2 separate regions of the Homo sapiens genome follow, and region 1 is linked to region 2. A link is an interaction called in ENCODE POLR2A ChIA-PET data of the cell type or tissue named here. Cell type or tissue: K562. All regions are shown on one strand. Links, peaks and the distances in the headings refer to the core of each region. The heading gives the core; the rest is flanking DNA.

Region 1 (5,381 bases), core at 243-5,242, 56 kb before region 2:
TAGCTGGAGTTAACATTTGCTATCATTCACCAGTGAAGACATCTAGTGACCCATTGTGAAATAGGAAAAGAAAGCAAAGTCCATGGGGCAGAAATTCACCCAAGGTCACAACAGGCAGCCCTGAGTTCAGGCTCCAGCTGAGCCAGTGCCTAGTGTGTAAATTGTTTCTAGTTTTCTTAACTATGATCAAAAGTGGATATTGCTGTCATGGGGTAACTGATGAGGAAACTGAAGCTCACAAACATGGCATGATTTGCTTATACATGCTGTGGCTGAACTGGAGCTCTAATGAAACCTTATGAAAAACAACACCCTCCAGAACCATTGCCTTTGTGCAGGGATTTGATTTTAAAGATGCACTGTTTCCATTTTATCTTACTTGAGTATCATAAGTAAGCAAGATAAGCAAGATAACATTTATTGTACCAAGCACTGTTCTGGGTGTTTCTCATGCTATTCATTCTTTTTTTTTTTTTTTTTTTTTTTTTTTGAGACGGAGTCTCGCACTTTTGCCCAGGCTGGAGTGCAATGGCATGATCTCAGCTCGCTGCAAGCTCCACCTCCTGGGTTCACATCATTCTTCCACCTCAGCCTCCCAAGTAGCTGGGACTACAGGCACCCGCCACCACGCCCAGCTAATTTTTTTGTATTTTTAATAGAGACGGGGTTTCACCGTGTTAGCCAGGATGGTCTCGATCTCCTGACCTCGTGATCCACCCGCCTCTGCCTCCCAAAGTGCTAGGATTACAGGCGTGAGCCACCACGCCCAGCGCTATTCATTCTTACAACAATCTTGTGAGGCAAGTATTGTTGACTCCATTTTACAGATAGGAAAACTAAGACTCTCAGAGATGTTAGAAACAGGAAATGGAGAAAGTCATGATGCAAACTCAGTCTTTTAGACCCCAAGCAGAGGGCTTGTTTCTTTGTCCCACTCCCACCCCTCCACCCATGGAAAGCAGAACTCACATATGAGATGGGAACTGAGCTCAGCTCAGAACTGAGTAGATAAGAACCATTCTGCCTATAATGTTCCCTAACTTAATGGCCAAGAGTAAATCCAAGTTGGTGGCCTCTGCTTGGCCTCTCCTCCTCTGAGCTTGGCTTTGGCAAAATTCAATCTTAAAGGCACCATGGAAGAAGAGAAGGGCTTTAGGGTCAGATGTGGGAAGAGAAGTGATGTCAGTGTTGAAAGGAGCAGTAGTGTGTTCCTGTTGTAAGATCTCTTCCTTGTCAAAAGTTGGGAACATGGAGTTCATCCTCCTAATAAACTTTAACTTCCTCTGAACTGTGACTCAAGACCCACTTGGGACCAATGAATGCCTAATAATTTTATCCATTTGGAAAGAGCAGTGGACTTTGAGTAAGTAGACCTATGTTGGGGCCTGGCTAAACTACTACTATATCTGTAGCCTTGGGAAAGTCAATCCAAATTTCCAAGGCTCACTTGCCTCCTTGTAAAATGGATTTAATAATACACATCCCTTAGGCAGTTGTAAAGGAAACAGAAGACAACTGTGTAAAAGCTTCTAGCACTGTGTCTGATACAGAGTATGTGCCCAGGAAATGTGTGTGGAATCTCTAAGGCACTTTTACATCCATAATCACCATTTAGTCCTCACACCGTCACCATGGGGTTATTGACAGGCCACTGAGGTGCAGAGAGGGCAAACAATCCCACCAAAGCCACATAGCTAGTTAATGACAAGGTGAAACCTACACATCATATCCTCTGCCTCTCAATTCAACATGCTTCCAAGTTATGCCTTCTGAAAAAGTCATTTCTATAACTGAAGTCACTTTAAAAATTATTGTTTATATCTGAGTTCAGAGATGCTGTCCAATATATAATAAAGATATTTTTAAAAGCCTACAATTTGCTTCAGAGATCCCAGGAGTGCAAGTTGGAGTAGAATAATTGGGCATTCTGTGTTCAATTCATTCCTTAACTTGAGACCATAAGGTTAGTCTGTGTCTGCTTTACCCTAAAACAGCATATTAAAATGTGAACATCTTCCAATTAAGTACTATAGCTAGTACAATTATGTGTTATCATTTAGTCCACACCCTGAATAAAGAGAAGGAGGAGGAAAAGACGGGGGATGGGGAGAGGAAGGGACAGGAGAAGACCAAGAAAAGAAAGGCAAACACAGTCATTGTTGTTAAAGCCAAGCCACATGCCAACCTGCATTTTTTTTTTTCAAGAGGGGTCAGGTCACTCATATTTGATGAGTGAATGAATACACTCAGATCATTTGCATAGTATTTATATATTTAAATCCACTGTCTTATTCACTCCTCAAAGGCTTTCAGAATGGAGAGGGCAAGAATTGTCATCATTTTTTCGTACAAAAAAATGAGAGTCCTGTAGGTGGTTGACAATCCCAGTTTGCAGCAGACAGAAGATCCAGCAAGATAAGGTCTAGTTCACAGTAGCTTTTAAACTCATATCTAAGGCTTAGTCCACTGTTTTGAAAGAAGGAAGAACAGACACACCTGAAACAAACATAGGGGCAAGAATACATTTTTATTGAAGACCTTATAGTACTGTGTCCCATTTCTTGTTCATTTGACCATCTCTCTGCTCTTCTGTGAGCTCCATGACAGCAAAAACCCCACTCTTTTTTTTTTTATGGGTGTTTCTTCCGTGCTTAGCAGAATGCCCAGCACCTAGTAGGCATTCATTTATGGCAAAGCACACAGAGTGGAACTGCTGTGATAATTACTCACTCCTCAGGTATTGGAGATACACTCAACACACTTTAATTGTAAATGAATTTATATGTATTTAATTTTAAGTGTTAATACTATAATTATTTCTGAGTTCTGGTGTTCACTGCACTGTGAATTTTAGGGAGATGCTCACATACCAGTGAATTTCAGGGGATTTAGCAGTCAGAACAGTGGATGCCTAGCACCGTTTCCAGGTTGCTGTCACCTCTGCCTGAGCTTAGAACCAACACTGGTTTCCAGACTTGGCCTTCCTACAGAGCTCTCCCTGCCAGCTCCCCACTCCCCTGATTCTTTGCCTGTTAGCTCATACAGCTTGAGAGGTTGAAGGGAGTGCAAGTGTGGGGAGCTGGTGTTTGGAGCCCAACCACAAACTGCTTTACCTTTGTTCTAAGCCAGGACCTCCTAATCATGCCTCAGACTGAGTTGTTTTGAAAGTAGAAACTAGGATGGGAGTCCTTAATACCAAGATGGTCTCTCTGTTCCGGGCACTAGAATTAAATATTTATGTTGGCAGAAAGCATGGGTTGTCAGCTTGAGTTGGGAGACAGGAAAGTTGGGTTCTGGTGCTCGAGGGTGGGTGGCTGCATGTGAGAGTGAGCAGGGATGCATAGCAGCCCCTGGTGACTCATTCTCAAGCCTCACTTGGGTACTCCTAGACCAAAGGGGAACAGAAATACTTTGCTTGGTAGCTAGCACTCAGCTGGGGGGAAGTTTGGACATCTGACTTTTGGCAGCCTCTCCAGCCCAACTTGCCCAATACCCTCATGTCCCAGGCTGGGAAAGTGAGAGCAGAGCATGGTGGGACTTACCCAAAGCCATTATTACTCAAACTGGAGTCTAGGTCTTCAACGGGCTATGGAGGCATTAGACCTGCAGTTAGAGAGCTGTGTGACCTTGGACCAGTCACTTGAACTCTCTGATCCTAACTGTAAAATAGGAATGATTTCTAACCTTGGGATTAAATGAAATAATGTAAGCAAATGATACTACATTCAGTACTTTCAAAGCTCTACATTGGAGTCAGTAGGCTTTCCTCTGGAGGTCCAGATAGTAAATATTTTAGGCCTTGACGATGCTGTGATTTCTGTCACAATTACGTGATTCTGCCATTGTAGTGTGAAAGCAGCCATAGAAAATGCATTCAAAGCAAACCAAAAAAGAGTGTGGTTGTAAAAGATTTATTTATGAAAATAGGCAGTGGGCCAGATTTGGACTGTGGGCTGTAGTTTGCTGATCCTGCTTGCAATGCTTGTTAGTTGTTGCAGTTACTATTGATGACACAACAAATGACCCCAAAACTTAGCAGCTTAAAATCACCATTTGATTTTGCTCATGGATCTGTGGGTTGAAAATTCAGACAGTACATAGTAGGTTGGGCTGTCTTTGCTCCACGAAGTATGGGGCCTCAACTGCAAGAATTCAAAAGCTGGGAGTAACTTGACTGCTTGGGTGAGAATTATCTGAAGGCTCCTTTACTCATCCATCTGGAGCCTAGGTACCAGGGCTGCTGAAGCAACCACACATGGCCTCTCCTTGTGGCTTGTCTTCCTCCCACCACAGTGGCCTCAGGGCACTCAAATTTCTTATACGGAGGCTCACAGTTCCAAGTGAGAATGTTTCAGTAAGCAAGGTGGTAGCTGCATCCCCTTTTATGACCCAGACTCAGAAGTCACACAGCATCCCTTCCATTTTGCTCTACTGGTCAAAGCACTCATGAGCCTGCCCATATTCAAGGTGAAATGTCAAAGAACTGGGGCGGGGGTCTTGTTTTAAAGCCATTATAGAAGAGATGAATTATTTAAACACATGCACATTGAATAACAATTATGCTAACTTACCACTTACCATGTGTCAAGCATCGTTTCATAAACTTTATTCCTCTAACATCCCTTTGAGATAGATAATATTATCATACACATTTTATTTTTACTAATTTATTTATTTAGAGGCAGGGTCTCGCTCTCTTGGCCAGGCTAGACTGCAGTGGTGCCATCTTGGCTCACTGTAGCCTTGATCTCCCAGGCTCAAATGATCCTCCCACCTCAGCCTCCCTAGTAGCTGGGACTACCAGTGTGTACCACCATGCACAGCTAATTTTTGTATTTTTTGTAGAGATGGGGTTTCACCATGTTGCCCAGACTGGTTTTGAACTCCTGGGCTCATGCAATCCACCTGCCTCGGTCTCCCAAAGTGCTGGGACTACAGTTGTGAGCCACCACGCCCGGCCACACACTTTAAAGACAAGAAACATTACAGAACAGAGAAGGTCGATTAACTTGCCTAAGGTCATAAGGATAGTAGGTTGTAGAACAAACATTCGAACTCAGGTAGCAGGGCTCCAGTGTCTATTCTAACCTCTGCACACCCTGCCTCATTGTGATCATAAAAGCAGAAACACTCTTTCTACTACTTGAGTGGAGCTGGGTTCAGAATGAGAGGCTTTGGACTTCAGAGTGTCTAGCAGTCTTCCCATCAAAAATCCATCACGAACACTATTACACATTTTCTCTACATCCATACTGTCTGGGCATCATGAATAGTACAAGGGAAAAGATATAGTACTTGATTTTGTTCACAAGAAACCTAAACTATGGGTAGGGAGATTGCATTCTGATTTCATTCTCACAATCCCACAAGATAAAACTCTT
Region 2 (5,318 bases), core at 319-5,318:
ACAGCAAGGTTCTCAGGATCAAAGCCTACTCTAGCCTGAAGGGCTAGGAAGATTAGGATAAGGATAAGGATAATAATCCAAAAGTCTCGACAATTCCAGTAGTCTCTGGATGGCTCCAACATCATAGAAATTTAACACTGTTCCACTTGTTTACAAAATCTAACACTGGCTTAGACATTCTGGACTTTCAGTGAGGGTTCCAGCATCTGATGTCCCTCAACTCCTTTCCAGGGTGAGAGGCCCACTTACAGGAAACTTAACTTCTCACCATGTGGACCCATGAGGGTTTTTCTCTTGCAGAAGGGCTAAAAAGTGAGGAGCTATGGAAAAATGTGGGTCACTTTTAAGGCAGACTGTTTGGTTGTGTGGAATTTTTCCTAACCTAGTTCTACCATCTTGGATTATTCAATGTATAGGATAGAGCAGCAGGAAAAGTAGCAGCAAATGTGGTCCCAAGGCAAGATCTGGGGGAACAGGTAAGTCCTAGAGGGATATTATGACCTCAAGCCTCAAGCAAGGGGCTGATATAATACCTTGACATTGCAATCCTAAGCCATTCTCAGATTGGCCTCGAACCCTGGAGTTGGGGTAAAATCCCCCATGGCAGCAGAAGAATTGGGGCGCTTTGCATACCTGATAATCTTTACCTCTTCCTAGGTCCTAGTTCCCTAGAAGGTAGGGGATCACAGACTGTTTCACTTCCAATCCCAAAGGACTGCACAATTGTGCATGTCCTACATATTCTGAGCCTCAGAGTGTGAACTAGCTTGACATCTCCACACTTGGTCTTAGCAGTTTCTGCAAATTTCTTTCTCCCAAGGATAGTGTTGGCTAGGAGCTTGGGAAAGAAAAGATTGAGTTTATTCCGGTCTCTCTCTGCTCATCTCCAGAACTGCCCTCACACAGATGTTTGTATGGGTGTGTATGCATGCATGTGTACTAAACACAGATGGGCACACTCTAGATATAGAACACGTTTCTTGCTGTGGTTGTGTGACAAATGGCTAGAATTTTAGGAGGCTCTGGGACTGCACACTGTATATGCAATCCATCTCAGACTTTGGGATGGGAATCCATTTCATCATCCAGCATGGCGAAACTTGGTTCATTCGCCCCAATGTGAGTCCTTCCTGGGTAAAATTAAAGGCAGACCGGTTGGGTGCTAAGGATCCCTGGTGTGGAGAGGCCATTCCGTTGAGCAGCTGACTGTGAAATCAATACCAAAGGGATGTGGGTCCTGGCGTTGGGAATTCTTTGACAACTTCTTGTCCTTCCTTAGCCATGGCTGTATCCCCGGAGGTCTTTCCGGCTGTGTTCTTGGGCCTGGGGGTCCCGACAAGCACAGTCACCTTGTAGATCACAGGACATAGGGAATGGGGTGACCTGCAGAAAGAAGAAGTGAATCAGGTGATTTGGTCTGAAGCAGTAATGATCAGAAAGGCAGTGCAGCGCAGGGATACAATCACTGGATTTGAGGAGCAGAAGGTTCAAGTTCAAGTTATGGCTCTGCTTCTTGCTATCCTGGTGATAACTTTTATCGAGCACACCATGATCATAATCACAGCAGTTTTCATTTGCAGAGGCACTTGCTATGGGTCAGGCATTTGCTATGGGGTAAGGCAATGTACTCAGTGATTTCCAAACAAGAAAACACTTTTGACAACTCTATAAGACAGATGCTGCAACAATCACCCTTTTATTGATGGGGAAACTGAAGCTCAGAAAGGAATAAGAATTTGCCAAAAGTAATAATAAGTGTCAAGTCTGGTATTTAAAGTAAAACAAGCTACTTACTTATCTCAGAGCCTCAGGTCCCTATGTAGAGCTGATATAATAAGACCCACTTTGTATTTTAAACTATAGGAGCTGAGTAAAATCATGGGTGGAAAATTGTCGTGCACTGTAGCAAAGTTGATTAATAGAACTGTGTAATGGAATATCTGATGTATAAGTGATCAAGTGAAAGAAAGGATGTGGAAGTGTCTTTTGAGAAAACATAAGTCTCTGCACATACTGGTCACTTTGACTTTAGTAGGCAATGATGAAAACAAAAAGCATGTCTCAGGGAAGCTAGACCACCTTCTGGGAGGCTTGGAATCCTGAGTAGGGAATAGATCGCATGGTGGTTTTGCACCAAATTTGAAGGACCTGGGAAGCAGATTTTAGCATACGAACAAGTGAGAGAACTGAGTTCAATACAGTTGCCAGTTCGTTCCTTCATGTGCTCTGTGACCTTGGCCAGCTTTCCTTTCTGCAAACTGATAGGAAGAGCCCAACAGAGTGAGTGTCTTCCCCATCCAGGAGATAATCTATCTTTCCAAAGAGCACAGTGCAGTTCCTGCTTGAGTCCCCACCTGAACTAACGCAAGTAGATTTCACCTCATTGCATCATGACATTTGCATATAACTTTCCCCAGAGAGCCTCCCATCTGCGCAGATGGATTTAATGACCTCATTTGCCTCCTGCCTGGGCAGGGTCTCCAAGTGGTCACGTAGTCTCAGAGAGAATCTTTGTTTCTATCCTTCTCTCTCATGTACTTGTGGACTCATTCTCAATGTCTACCTCTTCTTTTTTCTCTGCCTCTTTGACCTCTTTCCCTCCCTCCCAACCTCTCTCCATCCTGAAAGTTTGCAATAATTTAAAATGTAGAATGGAACATCAGAAAGATTTAAGTATATGCCCCAGCTCTCTCATCTACTTGAGATGTGACCTTGAACATGTGACAATTTCTCTGAGTCTCAATGAACTCATTCATTTAATGGGAAAAATAAAAGTGTAGACCTCCTGAGGTTGTGATAAGGAATACATGAAATAACTCATGAAAACACCTCACACAGTGCTTGACATATGCTAAGTGCTCAATTATTCTGTCTCTTTCTCTCTCCCGCTCCCTCTCCTTTATTTTTTTGGTCTATCCTCCCACCAATTCTGTGGCCCATAAGGCAGGGACCAGGTCAATCTTGTTTATTCCTGTTTTCACAGGCCCTAAGCCACAGAATGAATAAATTTGTATTCATTGATCCATCTCTCTCTGACTCTTTGTACTTATGGCTACCACAAGTCTTTGTTTCTCTTTTCAATTTAAATTCATAAGTGCTTGATGCTGTGGTAAGCATTTCCACCGTCCCCTTTTCCAAGCAGCACCTCTCTTCTTGCTCACAGCTACTTGCTGTTCTCTGTTTAGGACATTTACTTTCCATCCTCTGTGACTTTGTGGAATACATCTAGGATATTCCATCTAGAATCTAGAATATTTGCCCCTATTCATTTTACCTTGAAGAGAAGCACAGAATATTAGAACTGGAAGTGGCATAGAGAGAAAACCCCCCAGTCCAAACAGGGAAACTGAGGGCAAAGCCAAGTCAAAATCCAACCACTGGGGTAGAGTGTGGAAAGTACTATCATGAAAGCCAAAAGGTTTGGGTTGGGATCCTTGTTTGCTTCATACTCGTTGAATGATTTTGGGAAAATCCCTCCACTGTCATGATCTTAGGTTCTACATCTATGAAAGGAGGATTTTTAAAATACCATATTTCATGTTGCATTTTTTCTGAGGATCAAGCAAGAAGAAACATGCAAAAGCCTCAGCACATGGCCTAACACCCTTGAGATGCTCAGTGCCAAATACATATATGCTGAATCAGATTTCTCCCTCACTCGTATTTCACGATCTTTCCTGCCTATTGTCCCCCACCGCCCACCTTCCACACTTGAACAATCTCCTTGTCCTTAACTCCCCCATGCTTTATCCATCCCCGTCTCCTACCCTTGCTCTCATTCTATCATTAGCACGATCCAGTTACCTCTAATGTCTTCTCTAATATTCTGTCTGTAACACTTTCCCATTGAGCTCAAACACCCATGAGGGATGGTTTCATGTCTGTCTGCTTTATCTTTTGTGCTTTCTGCTGCACCTCACTCAAGGCAAACATTCAAAAAATTATATGTCTTAGAATAAAATCCAAAGTCCTTACCACAAGTTCAAGGCCTTGCATGATCTGATTTCTACATAAGTCTCAGATCTTACATGGTTTCCTTCTCCTCCTCACTCTCAGTGGCTTCTTTATTTATTGGTTCCCCAGATACTCTGTTTTCCTACTTTTGTGTCCTTAGCCACTAATGGCCCTCCACTCTGACTGCTCTTCCCTGGCCAGCTCTTTTTCATTGTCCAGGTCTTTTCGCAAGTATCACTACCTCCCTCAGTAGTCTGACCAAAGATATTAGGTTGGTGCAAAAATAATTGTGGTTTTTGCCATTGAAAGTAATGGTAAAAACGGCAATTACTTTTGCACCAACCTAATAGCACCATCACCTTCATACCATATCACAGCATCTTATTTTTGCACCCTTCTGATACTGAATTACTTCTTTACTTCGATGTCAGCTCACTCTGGGCAGGGACCATGACTGTTATTGAACTCAGTCTTTATGCATTCAATGACCCATGAATGAATGAACAAATGAATGCATGAATATGCAGGCAGAATACAAGTCAGGGAGCCTCCACTTTTACAGTCAGTTGCTGGGTGACTTTGGACAAGTTACTTCCCTTCTCTGAGCTTGTTTCCCTGCCTATAATAAGAGTTGATTTTCATAGCTTCTAACTTCTCATCTGGCTGAAAATCCTTCTCAGTCTGAGAAAGGTAGAAGGCAAAGACCTGGCCAGAAAGGAACTTGAAACATAGAATTTCTTCACAGACCCTGTCTTGAATGCTCCCCTTCCTGTCCTCCCCAGTTCAATCAGCTTCTCCAAAATTGTTGGCTGGTAAGGCCTTGCCACCAGTTAGCTTCTCAGGCCGGTCTTGGCACTCTGGCTATGCTGGGGTGGTGTCACCTTTTTCTTCCTTCCCCAGGCCAGTCTGGGCAGTTTCAGCACTTCCGAAATAAACACTGGAGGAAACTCAATCAGAATATGACAAAGCCTAGGAGGGTTGGTCTCAGGAGGCCTATCCAGAGCCTCCTTGTCTCCACTACATGCTTGTAAGTAATATGTTGTAGACTTTATACAGAAACTGTATGACTTTCAGCAAGTCCCTGGCATCTTGTGGACTTCAGCCTCCCCATCTGTAAGACAAGGGTCTTTATCAAGACCTCGAAGGGCTCTAGTGAGGAGTCAGTGAAGTCATGTCAGGTCCAGTCCAGCTCTCAGAGTGCCCAATGTAGAGGAGACACATGGTGTTTTCTTCCCTCCTCTTGCCTCTTTGTGAACTGCCTGTTCAGAGCCTCCTCTGTTACAAGCTTCCTCACTTATCACAGATATAAAGCTGAGAAGAAAAGGGTGGAGATTTTCAGGTATTGCTAGGTCTAACCTGGAAAG

The links. ChIA-PET counts read pairs that join two places held together with the same protein. Peaks named below come from ENCODE experiments on the same cell type or tissue, not always from the same donor. Only the 100,000 strongest peaks of a DNase experiment are listed, where the experiment ranks them.
Region 1: POLR2A ChIA-PET joins it to region 2 with 5 read pairs; 2 of 35 experiments call an interaction of 5 or more read pairs at or near these places.

Annotation. Positions count from the first base shown.
Region 1 is chr9:116,448,703-116,454,083 of GRCh38, reverse strand. The region is part of intron 20 of ASTN2 (astrotactin 2); the gene reads left to right. Among named protein-coding and RNA genes, the nearest start is that of PAPPA-AS1, 51 kb to the right of the region's middle. In K562, for the core only: no CTCF peak of the experiment used is centred there; DNase peaks (open chromatin) are centred at 2,399 and 3,353.
Region 2 is chr9:116,392,574-116,397,891 of GRCh38, reverse strand. It overlaps PAPPA (pappalysin 1), which reads right to left. Exons shown (of 22, transcript NM_002581.5): 22 at 1-1,383. The coding sequence ends at 1,276. Among named protein-coding and RNA genes, the nearest start is that of PAPPA-AS1, 5.4 kb to the left of the region's middle. RefSeq lists an enhancer at 1,957-2,456. In K562, for the core only: no CTCF peak of the experiment used is centred there; a DNase peak (open chromatin) is centred at 2,351.